2 separate regions of the Homo sapiens genome follow, and region 2 is linked to region 1. A link is a loop called in an ENCODE intact Hi-C map of the cell type or tissue named here. Cell type or tissue: Calu3. All regions are shown on one strand.

The links. Peaks named below come from ENCODE experiments on the same cell type or tissue, not always from the same donor. Only the 100,000 strongest peaks of a DNase experiment are listed, where the experiment ranks them.
Region 2: it touches region 1 in a loop (2.3-fold over the local background); 3 of 110 quality-filtered maps call a loop at or near these places.

Annotation. Positions count from the first base shown.
Region 1 is chr2:59,297,916-59,305,915 of GRCh38, forward strand. The region is part of intron 2 of LOC105374754 (a long non-coding RNA gene); the gene reads right to left. Among named protein-coding and RNA genes, the nearest start is that of LINC01793, 84 kb to the left of the region's middle. In Calu3, a CTCF peak has its summit at 4,092 (motif pointing right); a DNase peak (open chromatin) is centred at 4,076.
Region 2 is chr2:59,580,219-59,588,218 of GRCh38, forward strand. No RefSeq gene overlaps it. Among named protein-coding and RNA genes, the nearest start is that of LINC01793, 370 kb to the left of the region's middle. In Calu3, no CTCF peak of the experiment used is centred here; a DNase peak (open chromatin) is centred at 4,933.

The sequences.
Region 1 (8,000 bases):
CTTCAGGTAGCTCCACTTGTGGGGCTTACAATCAGGTATTTAGCAATCTGCTTTCCAAGGAAGGGGAGAGGGAGCTGAGGAAAGGGAGTGATGTCAGGCGATAACAGGTGAGCCTGACTCACTGCTAGCCATGGTGCACTCCTTGTTAGCAGTATCTGCAGCCCCACTGTTCCCTCCTTCCACCCCTGCTGGATTTGCCAGGCTTCTCACCAGTTTGGTAACTGAGATTATCTGCTTTTTGAACACTAATGCCATTACTTGTCTTTGAAAAGGACTGCACCCTCTCCCTGTAAACTCACCCTCTCTTCTTTGCAGAAGTGTGAAGCCTGGTTGGAATGACTGGTTCAGACAACTGGCAACCTGTCCTCTCAGCCCAAACATGCTTCCGTTTTCTGAAATAACATTCATTTTCAGGAAAAAAAATATACTGATGCTATTTCCTGTCTCCCTTTGATCCAAAATTCCAGCAACTCCTGTAGTCTCTAGCAGGTCTCTTTGAAGGTAATGTACCTAAATGTGCCTGGATCAAACTCCACTGGGCTTCTCTGTCCATGCATCAAGTAAAGTTTGATTTTGTCAGCTCAGAACAGGGTTACCTGCCTCCATTCAGAACAAGTTAACACTCAAAGAAGTTTTCACAGGAGAAATTTGATGCTACTTTCTGCTTTGCCTCTGAAGGCGCTAAAAACCCAGAAAATGGTCTCAGCACAACTTTAGTGTTGGAACTCTAAAGATGCCTTATTATCTGATGGTAAGTAGAAACATTTGTTGAAGCCCACAACTTGCCCTTAATGATACTGGGTTTTGTACTATTCTCTTATTGTTTCAGAGGTTGGCATCACCTCCTCAACAATGAATGAGAGGCTATGCAGTTAAAGAGCAGGGACTATGCTTGTATACTACTCTTGAACAAACAGGGCTCCAAGCACAGCCCTGGGCTGACTTCAATACAAATTGGCTGACTTCAATGGAAATGCAATTTGCATTTTTCAGGCTCCTTTTCCCAAAGCCACTGACACTTATTTGAAATGGTGTTCAAAGTGTTTAAATCTGTATGAGATCTAGATATCCATATTGTTATGGGCTGAATTGTGTCCCTCCAAAATTCATGAGTTGAAGCCCTAACCCCCACTGTGACTGCATTTGGAGACAGAGCCTTTAAAGAGGCAGTGAAGGTTAAATGGGGTCATAGGGTAGGGCTCCAGTTCAGAACTGGTGTCCTTACATGAAAAGGAAGAGACAGCAGAGATCTCTCTCTCTCTCTCTCTGCATACACATAGAAGAAAGGCCGTTTGCAGGCCAAAGACAGAGGCCTCACCAGAAACCAACTCTGCTGGCACCTTGATCTTGGAATTCCAGACTACAGAACTGGGAGAAAATACATTTCTGTTGTTTAAGCCACCCAGTCTGTGGTATTTCATTATACCAGCCCAAGTAGACGAATGCATACACCCCATTTCACAAAAGATTGAGAGATGCAAGTTCGCGGCAGAGCCAGGGTTAAAATACACATGTGTGCTCTCACAGCTGGTGCTCATTTCACTCTACCATGTTATAGTTGTGAGGTACAGAAAACACTGATAGAGAATGGAAGGGAACCGGAGTATACAAATAAAATATTAATATTTAATCATAGTGAATTCCTTACATTATCTTCTCCTTTTACTTGTCAATTTATCTGAGATGCAACAGCCTTTGGAAACCTACAGATCTGTAGATCGTGAGAAGGAAAGGGAAGGGGAGGCGGATGGCTTCCTCCAGAAGTGATATATATTAGGAAGTCCCAAAAATCCACTACAACAGGAAGTTTTCCACAGAGCTAATGTCAGGGAGCACCCTCCTAAGGAGATGTTTTGCTTCGTTTCATTTCTCCCAGACCATGCATATGTATGTAACTGAGATAGCTGTTTAGAACTTTTCTCTCACAGAAAATGAGATAACCATTAGGACAACAGGCTGACAATATGAAAAATGAAGTTATTCTTCCACATACAAAAATTTCAGATGAATCTAAGATCTAAGTGTAAAAATAAACTACAAAATACTGGAAGAAAGTTTGAGTGAATATTTATATAATTTTGAAGGAGGAGAGGTCTTGTCACATATGACATTGAAGACAGAAATTCTAAAAACATAATGATACATTTTTGCCTTATAAAAGTTAATCATACTTGTACAACAATAAAAGCAAACCAGTTAAAAATACTATCAACAAGTATTTAAAATGTCTGGGAATATTTGCAAATATGTAGCCAATACAGTGTTAATATATGTAATATATTTGCACATATGCAGTGAACAAAGTGTTCACATAAAATATAGTTAACAAACTGTTAAGTGTTAGTGTAAAGAGTTCTTCCTACTAACTAAGAAAATGACAAATGTTTCAAAAATATAGTGGACAAAGCATATGAAAAAGCAGCTCGTAACATAAGAATCTTAGGTGGCAAACATATAGTAAGAAAGAATAGATTCATTCTATGAGTCAAATAACTGCGCATTAAAACAATAGAAACAATTTTTCTATCAAAGCATATGGGAATAGTTTTTTTTTAAATTATAATATCCAGATTGGGAAGGGGTGTTTCCTCATTTTTATTGAGTGCCGCTGAGAGAGTAAATCAGGAAACATTTCTTGGGGACATTTGGCAATTTATCAAAGCCTTAAAATCTATTATCCTTTGACTTGATAATTCTGCTACTAGGAATTTGTCCTTAGGAAATGACTGAACAAGTAGGCATATGTACAGAAATGCTCATCACAGGTTTGGTTTATAAGATAGAACTATTGGGAGAAAATCTAAATATTCGATGTTAGGGCACTGGCTGAATAACCATACATCTGTTTAATGGAATAACCATTAAAAGTGATGATGAAGATATTATGGATTTGCCAGTATGCAAAGACATTTATGATTTATTAAGTGAACTAAACAACCTATAAAGTATAGACATATACACAAATATTTTATATTATGTGTATGTATACATTTTTTAAGAATATACACAAAAAATTAACAGTTTAGCATGAGTTATTTCTCTGGATGTGAGTTTGATTTTTCATTTTTATTCACCTGTGTTTTCTAATTTTCCAACAATAATCTGATTTTCTTCCAAAGCAGCAATAGTAAAGAAGGTGGGATAAATGAACAGAAGATCTAATTGGCGAAACAGTTTTTGGAAATGAAACCTTTTATTCTGCGAATAAGAAACACTTCTGCGGTGTTCCTTAAAGTGTGGTCTAAGCATCGTCTGTATCAGAACAATTCAGAGGCTTTCTTAGAAGTGCAGATTCCAGAGCCCAAATGTGAGGTATAAAATGGATCCCTGGGACAGTGCCCAGGAATCTACCAATTTAATAAGCCAAGCGCCCAGGTGCTTTCTATGTATTGGGAGGGCTGAGAACTATTGGCCACAGAAATTACCTGGATCCTTTACATTTCAGAGTTACTGAATGATGGTCAGTCATATTGAGTGATAACTCTGTGCTAAGTAGCTTCTAGTAGCTTCCTTATCAGTGCAGTGACTGTTGGGTGTCCATTAAGGTGTTAAGGGATGCAGCTCAAGGCATTTTTGATGCAAGGAGAAAAGCCATTTCAGTTTGCACTCTTTCCTTTCTCTCCCCAGAGCATCCCCTTTCATGATTTGTAGGCCACAGAAATTATCCTGGTCTCTAAGTCTCTTTGCATGTGAATGCCCCAGGGCACTGTCAATGGACAACAAAGTAGACATTATTCTTAGAAAATGAGCTCCAAGAGTTGGAGAGAAAGAGCCCACTCAGGAACTTGCCAAGGAAGCAACACCGGAGTAGAACGAATAGAGAGGCGTTCGAAAACTTAGCTCTCACAAGGCTGAGGTTGAGTTGGAGTGGATTGAGGAAAAGAGGAGAAAGCGTTCTTTTTTAAGCTAGCCAGTTTTCCAGGAGTGTGAGATGCCAAAACTAAGTTTTCCATAAGTTTCAGCACAAGCTCCGCATCTGTCAGCCCTCCAGACTCTGATGATAAAATGATACGCAAAGAGTGTGGTTGCTCCCAAATACCACAGTGAGTACGTCAGTCCCCGTCTGGCATATAATTGCTTTCCTAAATTACCAGCAGGTGGTGCAAGAGTTTCCAAGTCAGTGAACTTCCCCTTCACATGGCTTCTGCTCTGGGAAGTCTGGCAGTAGCCCACCCCTCCTTCTTGAGTTCCTCTCATGATCCTTACATGGCTCCTCTGTGCTCCAATAATCACAAGGGATCGGGAAGCGTCTTTAAAACGCATTTTGTACCTTTTAAAATGTGTTAAATATAAATGTAGAATCAAAGAAACATGCATTAATTATAGAACCGTGTTAAGGAATAGAGAAAAAAAAATCCCATTGCTAGCAAACCCAGCGGAAACACAAGCCTTCCCCTGTTAGCAAAAGAGGAATGGGGAAAATTAGCAGAAACCTTTAGGATTTAATGCCCTTTACCTCCTACTAAGAAGACTATGAATATGGATTTGGGAAAAGGGATTGTTGGTGGGGAAGGGATTAAATTAGCTTAACCGGAAAAATCGAAAGGAATGAGAGGATATAAAATTGGCCACATCCTGAATGGCATTGGTAGCTTCACTGGTTATATAAGAAGTGAGGAAGAATCTCTAATTGGGAATTCCCAGAATGTTGTTTTGGAATATTTCAGGCCAAGGAGGAGTGGGGAAAGTCTGTTTTAAGAAAACACCAGGCAGTCAGAAGGAAGTTCAGCAGGGTTTCCAGACCTGGCTAAGGAAGAGCTGGAAGCAAAGGGGACTAAGGCTTGAGTTTACTTGAAGTGGAATGGAAAACTACATCTCTAGTTGAGAGTGAAACTCTGACAAGGTCTCAAGACAGGGATGCTATGGGGTTCTCGATTTCAGGCATCTATAGCAAAGTGGTAGCAAATTTGGGACTGGGAGTGTTCACACGTCACATGCAAGAATTCAGATGGAGAGACAGATTGCATCATCAAATAGACATGGTATTAATGCAGTTGTGAGTATTTGTATATCTTTGATTAAAGCTTGGAAATGACACTACGGTCTTGCACAAATAGAACTCCAAAGGAAAAAGAAGGAAAATGATAGGCTCTGACACATGAGGCAGAATTTAGTCCAGGCTGAATGGATTGCTTTTTTTAAAGATCATCCCCTTTTCTAAGGAACTTTTTCACAGACCCTTTCCAGGCCTGCCTTACTGTCTCTAAAATTGCTAACTACTCTAGAGAACCAATCTAGAAACACCATGACCAAGACCTTGATATATTCAGTGACTTTGGGCAACCTATTTAAACACTATGGGCCATTACGTTAAGTCCACAAATGTAGAGCCAACTCGCAGTGAAAAGTGTGATGTTACTCTGGAAACAATAATGGGAAGATATATACCATATACAAATATGGGGTGGGGAGGAAGGGAGGACATGGAATCAATTCTATTGCACTCAACTACATTTGCTGAAATCATATACATAAATGTGTTCTAAAATGCAGCTGAAACATGGATTGCTGCTTGAGATTAGGGCTTGTTATGACAATTCAGGATACAGTGATTGTCACTAAAAGATGACTGCGGGCACATAATGAAGTAAAAAGTGCTAGTTGATAGGTAGGTGCAGGTGACGTATGACAGCTAATGAAACAATATAATGTGTAATTGAAAAATGTACTGCCTTGGTTACTGTGAATTTTATTGCCGTCCATAATAAAGGGACCAAGATTGTACATCAACGATTAATCCTCCAACATGTGTCAATTCCTGCATAAATATAGTGAAAGAGGTAGGAGCCCAGTACAGTGTTGAAAAACATATGCTAAGACAAGTGTTAGGCAAAAGCAGAGTAAAAGGCCACATTCTCTACAAAATGGCTCAATTGTCCTCTCCCCTCCCTCCATTTTAGAGCATCTCTCTAGTATCATCTGACATTTTTACCATATTTCTTGGAGAAAGTGGTATTTCTCCTCCTCATAAGGCTGAATATTGAGAATATTTCTCTTCCATAACACATATCAGCATCTAACAAATTTTATGTTTTACTTATTTCATTTTCTGTCTCTTCCTACTCTAATGTAAACTATGAGAGGCAAAGATCTTTACCTTTTTTTTTTCTTGCTGCTGCGTCTCTAGTGCTGAAACGAGTGAGGGATATATAGTAGGTACTCAATAAATGATTTCACATCTTCCTATACCTCTCAGGATCCTTAGACCTTCCCTCTTCCTAGAGATAAACCTAGAAATTTATATTATAAAGATAATAATTTTCCATCAAAGCTACTGTTGTAAATTCCTTTTCCTTTTTTTCCTGCCAGAAACCCCAAATAAGTCTGCTCTTGGCCAACATCCCCATCCACACCACATAAGCTATTTTTTATCCATTGCCCCTCAATCAAAGACTTTTTCAAATTTTACTTCCAAGTTCAAGGGGTCTTTTAATAGCCAATACCCTATGCGACTAATGTGCCACAGTTAGCCTGTTGAGGACTCTCTTCCTCTTGAAGTTTCCTTTCTCTTTTGTCTTCTATGACACTGCATACTCTGGTTTCTGTTCTTATTTATTCAAAGGATATATTTCTGTCTGCATAAGATACCTATTTTGTAACAAATGACACCAAAATTTAACAGATTAAAACAACAATGTTTATTATCTCATAGTGTCTATGGCTCAGCATTTGAGGCATGATTTTGCTGGTCCTCTGCGACATGATCTCTACACTCTACCAACAAACTCAAAACCAACACTCTACAAGACTGCAATCAAGATGCTTAAGGATACACAGTAACAGATAGATAGGAAAAATAAGTTCTAGTGTCCTATATCAATGTAGAATGACGATAGTTAACAATGTAGAGTTTCAAATAGCCAGAACTTGGATATTGAGCTGGGCCCAGTGGCTCATGCCTGTAATCCCAGAACTTTGGGAGACTGAGACAGGCAGATTACTTGAAGTCAGGACGTCAAGACCAGCCTGGCCAACATGGTGAAAACCCGTCTCTACTAAAAATACAAAAATTAGCTGGATGTGTTGGCACATTCCTGTAATCCCAGCTACTCAGGAGGCCGAGGCAGGAGAATCACTTGAACCCAGGAGGCAGAGGTTGCAGTTAGCCGAGATCATGCCACTGCACTCCAGCCTCTGGGAGAGAGTGAGACTCTGTCTCAAACAAACAAACAAACAAACAAACAAACAAAGAGGATATTGAATTTTTCCATCACAAAAAAATGATGAACATTTGAGATGATGGATACACTAATTACCCTGATCTGATCTGATCATATAAATTATATGTATAGAGACGTCACTATGTATACTATGAATATATACAATTATTATTGGTCAATTAAAAATTTTAAAAAAAATTTAACTCAAAGTTTTAAAAAGGATATTGGCCCAGGATCTGTGGCATTATCTGAAAGCTTAATTAGGGACGGATCTGCTTCCAAACTCACTCATGTGGTTGTTGGGATAATTGAATTCTCCAGGACCTGTTGGACAGCAGTCTCAGTTCCTCTCTGGCTGCTGGCTGGGGGCTGCCCTCTGTTCTTTGCCAAGTGTCCCTCTCCATCATGACAATAATGTGAGAAGAGGCAGAGAGAGTGAATACCAGAAAAACGGAAGACACAATCTCTTATGACCTATTCCTGGAAGTGAGATTTTCTCATTTTTGCTGTTTCTATCAACTAGAAACAAGCCACTACTATGTCCTGCCTGCATGCAAAGGAAGGAGATGACAGGAAGGTGTGAAAACCAGGAGACAGGAATTCTTGAGAGCCTTTTAGGATATTGAGTTCCACAGTCACCTTCATTGACTTCTTTCTGTGCTTCTACTCCATCAAATGGACAGTCTTCAACGTTCTGTCCTCACTTCTCTTTATTCTAAAAATACTTCCCTGTTTCTGGCAAATACTCATTAATACCATAAATACTCATGCCATAAAGCTTTATCACTTTTGTGTAATGATTTATATTCATCCTGTTCAACTCAGATGTCCCATAGTCAC
Region 2 (8,000 bases), 280 kb after region 1:
CAGGACTCCAGCTGATACACCATGTTTCTTTCCTTCAAGGAATGGATGCTGGTGGGTAAGAATATACCCTGAATGAACATCCAACAATGTTAATAGTCACAAATTTTCTAAGCCTTATTGGATTCAGATATTTGTAATGTTGTCCCAGCTGATAAAAGTAACCTATGACACTAACTCTTTCTCTGTTGGAAATGTGCTCATAGAATTTTTTCATCATTTCTAGATGCAAATATATTTCCTGTCAAGCATTCCTATGGAATCTTAATGGTTACAAATACTCTGCTTTCTTTTTAGAATATATAACAAAGACATTGCAATGGTTTACAATGGATTGGTGTGGGAATGCCATGCAAGGCTTATGTGTGTGTTCTGTCTAAACAGGACCCATGGTAAAAATCCATCCTCTATTTCACATCTTCCATGCTAGCATATCCACACATCCACATATAATCAGGAAACAATAAAAAATCCACATTGGGATGGAGCTGGAGGCCATTATCCTAAGCCAACTAACACAGAAACAGAAAACCAAATATCCCATGTTCTCACTTATAAGTGGGAGCTAAACACTGACTACAGATGGACACTCAGAAGGGAGCAACAGACACTGGGGCCTACCTGAGGATGAAGGAGGGAAGAGGATGAGGATAGATAAACTACCTATCAGGTACTATACTTATTACCTGGGTGACTAAATAATTTGTACACCAAACCCCCATGACACACAATTTACCTATGTAACAATACTGCACATGTACCCAGAACCTAAAATAAATTTAAAAACCACATTGGCCTTTCTTTTCCCATTCACAATCTTTTCTGTTTCATTTTCTCTACCAAAGACATGAAATCTCTCTCATGCCTCCTGTATGGAGTTCTAACAAATTTTTGATGGTTTTACTATTCTCCTTGGGTTTCCCCCATGTTTCCCTTTTATCTTTTTTAAACAGATGAAGTCTTCCTAACTAAAGGCAACACTCAAGGTGACTTTTTAATTCCCTGTTTCCTGAATGACTATTAAGATGTTTTAATATATAACAAAGACATACTATTTTTCACATTATCCTTGATTTCCTTCTTAATACAACCCAATATCTTATTTATTTACAAAATTTTTTTCCTGTATGTCATGTCAACATATTCTTTGAGCCGTCGACTGTGACTTCTCGATTTCTTTCTTGAGAGGCTGTAGGTAATTCAGAAGCTATTAGTGTACTGTGTATGAGTAGTTTGAATTGGTTCTTCCACTGTGTCTTACCTTGAACTTGCAACACTGAATTCTATTCACTATCGTGGAGCTTGATTACTTAAATGCCTTTGGTCTTTCTGAAGTTCTCCCCACCCCTTATTCTTGACTACATCTATGTTTAGTATCTGAATAATTATGTGGTTAAATAAATTTGCTGCCCTGCCACTTCACCCCATCTTTCAGGTTGTTAATAAACTTACGGAACACCAGTGTCACTTGTGATCCAGAGGCCATCAACTAATTTCTGAGCTGATAACTAGTAATTTTTTGCAGCATCCTTCCTTTTAACCAGTTTTCAATCCAATACTGCTAGAATTCAAGTTTTATTTCCTTAAAGACACTTAAAAAGTCCATTATTATTCAGCAAAAATAAAAATAAAGCTATTACAAAGACACAGTCCATGTATTATCCTGACTTAACATTCGATAGCTTTCTTAAGATCTCAGCCCATGGCCACTAATTTAGAAAAAATAAAAATGAATGATTTCCCAGTTATTTCTTCTTATCAAAAAAGTTTTTTTTTTTTTTTTAATAATCAAGAGGTAAGGCATCATGGGATATAAGTTAATATTAAAGGCAATTTTCTAACCTATTGAGACTCATCAAACTATGCATTTATTAATATTTACATGTGGAATGCACTGTACTAGGTACTCTCATCCAAATAAAGAAGTTTAAAGGCTACATTTCTTACTTGCCTTAGGGGAAATAAAACATAAGCAAAAACTTAACAAATGTGCCTTTAAAGAGTTATGTAAGAGGACGGGCGCGGTGGCTCACGCCTATAATCCTAACACTTTAGGAGGCTGAGGCGGGTGGATCACAAGGTCAGGAGTTCAAGACCAGCCTGGACAAGATGGTGAAACCCTGTTTCTACTAATAATACATAAATTAGCTGGGTGTGGTGGTGGGCGTCTGTAATCCCAGCAACTCAGGAGGCTGACGCAGAGAATTGCTTGAACCCGGGAGGTAGAGGTTGCAGTGAGCTGAGATTGCGCCACTGCACTCCAGCCTGGGTGACAGAGTGAGACTCTGTCGCAAAAAGAAACAAACAAACAAACAAACAAAAAACAGAAAAAAAAAAGAGTTATGTAAGAATGCATGTAGCAATATGGCAGAATTCCAAGGAATAAATTAAAAACAATTTAATGTTAATTGTCAAATTAATGTTAGAAGCAATAAATACTAAGGGTTCTCTGAAGGTAAAATCTTACTTGATAGGTTTCATGGTGGTGTAGAAAGAACATGGACTTTGGAATCAGACTTTGGCTTGAATTTTCTCTGTCACCAATAAACACATTTGATCTTAGCAATTTATACACTTTCTGAATCTCAGTTTTCTCAGAAAAAAACAATGCCCAAATTATTTTAAAAATTGAATGAAAGGACATATGCAAGGCCCCTAGCAGAGTGCCAGCATAGTGTTCAATGCATTAATTCCATATGCTTTCTCTTAACTAAGAGAAAGCACATAAACTGAACATTAAATTATATGTAGGATGATTAAGTGGAATTTTGACAGGTGTGGGTTCCTTGAACAGATGCACAAGGTGAGACAATAATATGTAAATCTAAACACAACAAACACATAGACTAATTTAACTAGAGCTGAAATGTTCTTAGGGGCATACATGAATGAACAAGATTAGGTATCTAGGTTTTTACCAGGTTTTGGAAGACCTTGAATCATAGTCTAATGAGATGAATCTTGAACAAGAAATGCATAAAGTAACCCCAAGTATAATAATTTTTTTTCTCCAGAAAGATTGATTCTCATACCCTCACTTCCATGGGGGGAGTATACTTTCTCATTCTACTGAGGTTAGTCTTGCTCATGTTACTTGCTTTGGCCTCACAATGGGTGGTTGTTCTTCCTCATTCTTTTCTTCATATCTGGGTTTGACCATGTGACTCTCTTTGGCCAATGGAGCATGACACACAGGATGAAAGAAGAGACTTGTAAAGTATTTGTAAGTTAGGCTCTTGAGTCTGTCTCATTGCTGTAAGAGACTGTGCTTGGGTTAGCTTACTGGTTTCAAGAGGAAAATGAGTCAAATACAGCGACGACATCCCTGACAAGTTTCCTTGGGTCAATCAAGCCAAGTCAGCATTCCTAGAGATTTGTGAGAGTGCCCAGACAAGATCAGTACAGCCACCCATCTGAGTCCAGCCCAGATCAGTCAACTTCCAGCGAAACCAAAGACATGGCAGCTAACAAAATACATTTTGTTATATTCCACTGAGATTTTTTTTTTTTTTTTTTTTTTTGAGATGGAGTTTCACTCTTGTTGCCCAGGCTGGAGTGCAATGGTGTGATCTTGGCTCACTGCAACCTCCGCCTCCCAGGTGAAAGTGATTCTCCTGCCTCAGCCTCCCGAGTAGCTGGGATTACAGGTATGCACCACCATGGCCGACGAATTTTGTATTTTCAGTAGACACAGTGTTTCTCCATGTTGGTCAGGCTGGTCTCAAACTCCCAACTTCGTCACCTCATCCTGAAAATGATCCCTAAAGTTCATTTTAGCACAAATATATACAATTCTGAAACATGATACTATCAAATGTAGATGTTCAGGACTTCAGTCTTATCTTCCTGGGCAAGATGCTAATTCCAATATATCATGTTCATGTGGCAGAGATTGCCTTCATTTTACAACCACACTGTAGAGTGTACGACATGAAACACAGTAATGCTAAAGCCTTATTAGCTGCTTTCTTAGCAAACCATTAAGGGAAAAATGTTAGTCTAGGAACTGCTTTTGAGCATTCCATCCTTTGTGTGAACCCAGTACACATCTGAATCATCCACATTTATTTGGATGGAATTATCTGATGCTTCAAAAATAAATCTTGTGTCCAAAATTCAAGTCTTTTCTTTCTTTTTCTGTTTCCATGCTTCTATAGATTGCCAGTTGTTCTGTGTAAATTACCATACCAACTTCCCCAACTTGCTAATCCCTTCACCTGTGCACCATAAACAGGGAGGCAAGGTAATGGTGCTGATAACAACAGCTACCACATCTGCAGGATTCTTGGCGTGCACTGGACAATACTCCAAGCACTTTATATACACAGGATCAACTCACTGAATCCTCACAAAAATCCTTCAAGTGTTATTATTCCCATTTTACAGATAAGGTACCTGAGACATAGAGTGGTTAAGGGACTGACCCAAAAGATCTCATAGCCAGTGAATAATAGAGCTGAGATAGAGGTCCAGTGCTTTAGACTTGTTTCCTGGAATCATAGTAGGTTGAAATTTGTTTCTATCCTTTCTCACCATTTGACCTTGGGCAAGATATTTGATTGTTCTTAGTTTCAGCTTCCTCATCTGGAACATAAAGATAATTATCCATGTTTTATATTTTTCTTTCTTTGTGTTTGGTGAAAAATAAAGTTACAGTATATAGAACACCTGGCATCAATTAAATACTCAATAAATGATAGCTACTACTATTAAATATGGCCTCCTAACAGTTGGAAGCAATCTCATGAAAAGTTAAAATGTTTGGAGAGAATTGTAAGTAAGCCAAGGTCCAGTGTGGCAAAGGGGGAGTAAGAAGAAGGAGGGGAAGGAGGGCACTCAAAATTAAAAAATGGCTCTCAAAATTGATTTGCACAACTTTCAAGAAGCTGACACCTAGATATTCAACCTCAGGATCCAGAATGCCCCCTGGTGGCCTGGGGGCCCTCTAGCCCTCTGACTTGGGGTAAATGGGAGTAGCTTTCTCTTACTGCATAGGTGGGTCTCCAGAGCCACTCAGAGGAAGGGGCTAAAAAGGAACCTGCTTCTCAGAGAGCAGCCACCTGAGCGCTCTGTTTCTTTTCAACACTAACTTTATTAAGATATCAGAGCTGGCACAGGTAGGTGGCTGCAGGGGAAACCATGAGCGGGTAAAAAGGTGGGGGGAGGCAAGCACTTAATAAAAGATATTTCTTTTCCTTTTTTTAATCTAAGTCTGGCAGAAACACCGTTAAAGGCTGACTGAGAGTTGGTGATTTTTTTTTTTTTTAAGAAAAAGCACTTTCTCTTTCTAAAGAGAAAGAAAGATGCCCATTTTCCCCAATTCACTTAGTGCACAGAATGTTTTCCTCTAGGTATTCATCCAATTAACTGGTCAGACAGCTGGAATCTGATACAGGGAATAAACAATTCTTCAAAGAGAAACCACTCAGCGCTTTTCTTTGGAGAACTCTCTCCATCCAAATACAACCCCCTACCCTCCCCCTTTTCTTTTTTCCCCTTGTTCCCTATAATCCTGGGTCTGGCCTGGATGTCACAGCTTCAGAACTGAGAACTGTCATCTGCGGTCTGCCACTCTCCCTACCCTGCCATGAATGACACTTTAGTTCTGTGTTAATTGCCCTACTGCAGCTCGGCTATCAGCCAGGGCCTGTCTCAGATTTACCGATTGCAGACGTGAGTAGAGTGAGTGAGCAAGCATGCAGGGGTCGGGGCTCAGAGGAACCAAGTTCAAGGGCACCAAATGGTACAGACGCATAAACAAGGGAATGGTATATAAGCAATAAAGACATAAAGGTTAGGATCAGGACTAGCAGTACAATAAACAGCTGTGATAACCCAGTTTGTTTACAGATAAAGAATTTACAGTAAAATCCTCAACTTGAAGCCTACATTTGTTAACACTTTAGGAGACATATACTGTCTTTACATCTTTTCTTGCTCCATCTCTGTGCACTCTGCAAACATCTGTGGCCATCTCAGGGATTTTTCTCCTCTTTTCTTTCCAATATTAGAAGTGTATAGTCATCACATCAGCCAGAAATAGATGCTGAACCCAAAAATCTCAGTGTTTGGTAGCAGTCAAAATATCACAGCAGCTACAAATTCCAAAAGACAGCTACTTCTAGCTGCTACTGCTCTAGTGTCCCATTAAATATCTCTATTTTTCAAGCTGCAAAGTGTTCTTTGCACTCCATTTTTCCTAATTTTATTTTAATATACGTAAGTAGTGTAAGTAACATTTCATTAGAATGCCTATAAATTTGGCTCTGTGTATGTTGTGATAACTTTCTTTTTAAAAATAGATTTTTGAGCATAATCAAGTATTTGGTGAAATCACCACAGTGCTCCTTAATCATCCTAGGAGGCCCCCATCAGAAGTACAATATATTGTACTGTAACTATTGATCCAAATGGCTACATTTCTAAAGCAGAAAATGATTGTGTGAGAGCAGTGCAGAGGTGCAGTAAAATGCCCTCCAGTATATAAAGACATAAAGATTAAAGTCACCCTGTAGATTCCCTTTAACTCCTCCAAATCCACTGTGGAATGTGTTCTTTTAGGATAAATCAGAAATGTGGTGCAAATTAACATGACAGGGATGGCGTTCATAAATAAAAATGCTTTATTGTCCAGACTAGACCAAGTTCATTTTGCTTTAAATACACAGAAAGATGGTTAATTAAAACCACAGTTGTCAAAAAAGGAACATCTGAATATCTTGGAGGCAAAACAACACCCCCAAAATTTGTCAGACAGAACACGTATTCTGGATAAGGAACCTAGACGTCAGGACACAGGATGCCCTACAGTGTTAATACCAACAGTTTTCGGGGCTATGGATAGTCTTCAATTTCTATAAAGTTAGAATGTTTTCCAAAGACAGGTGGAATCTGATGAATGAGATTTTAAATTGTGCTTTGCTGAAGGGCGTTTGTTGTTTAACCATTTCTTGTCTCTGCCTCCTGCAAGTTGCCACTTAAATAGTTTTTAAAGAAACCATATTTAAATAATACCCTATAGAGTTTGGTGTATAAGGTCTACTACCAAATTAACAGTTAAGTAACTTTGCGATAGAAAAGGATCTTTCTGGTTTTGATTTGGTTTCATGCTGGAAAAAGCACAAAGGAATTCCATGTTTTAAAATAGCCTCAGAGCTCAGATGACGGAGCCAAGACTTGGCCTAAACATATTGAAGTTTAGGGGAATTATTTATTATCACTTCAATTAATAAACCAGCTTGTTTTCACCAATGTTCCCTTGTGTGTTGAAATGCCAGTTTGTGTCAAAAGGAATCCATACATTGATTGCACGTACAAAGATCTGACGGAAGAATTTTAATGACTCTGTGGTGCCGCCAATGGTACCAGGCTTGGCCTTACAAGTAGCAAGTAGAATTGCCATTTATATTTCAAAAGATTTAAGGGCCTTGTGGAGGTCTGTGATCTGCAGAGGAAAATGTTACACTGAGCTGAAGGTATGCATGTGTTCTCCCTCCGTCGTCGTTCACCTCTGAGCAGATGTTCAGGGTGAACCAGGCAGGAATGAGAGGCCCAGCAGGACTCACTTCACTCAGCAGATCTGTGGCAGAAGAAAACATTCCTGGAGAGAGCTTCCCAGCCCACGGGAGGATCAGCAGTGCCTAAAGCTGGTCCTGAAACTAGGTTGGCTTTTTAAAACAATGAAGAACTCGAGGAGCAATAAAAGAGAAAGAGATGAATGAGAACTAGAGAGAAGTGGGAGTTGCTGGGGAAGAAGCAAGGAAGAAAAATGAGAGAGAGGAAGGGAGGGATGGAGGGAAACAGGCAGAAGCTCCTTTCTTCTGCCTCCAGGTAGTTGCACAAGAACAAACATCATTTGGTTTTGAAGTGGAGTGTATTACATCATTATATGATTATTTGGGAATTCATTAGTTTCTCTGATCAACACAGACATGTCTACAAATGATGTATTTGAGTATTGGATTAATCCTTCTCTGAGAGGCTTTTGAAGGGCAGCAAAGAAT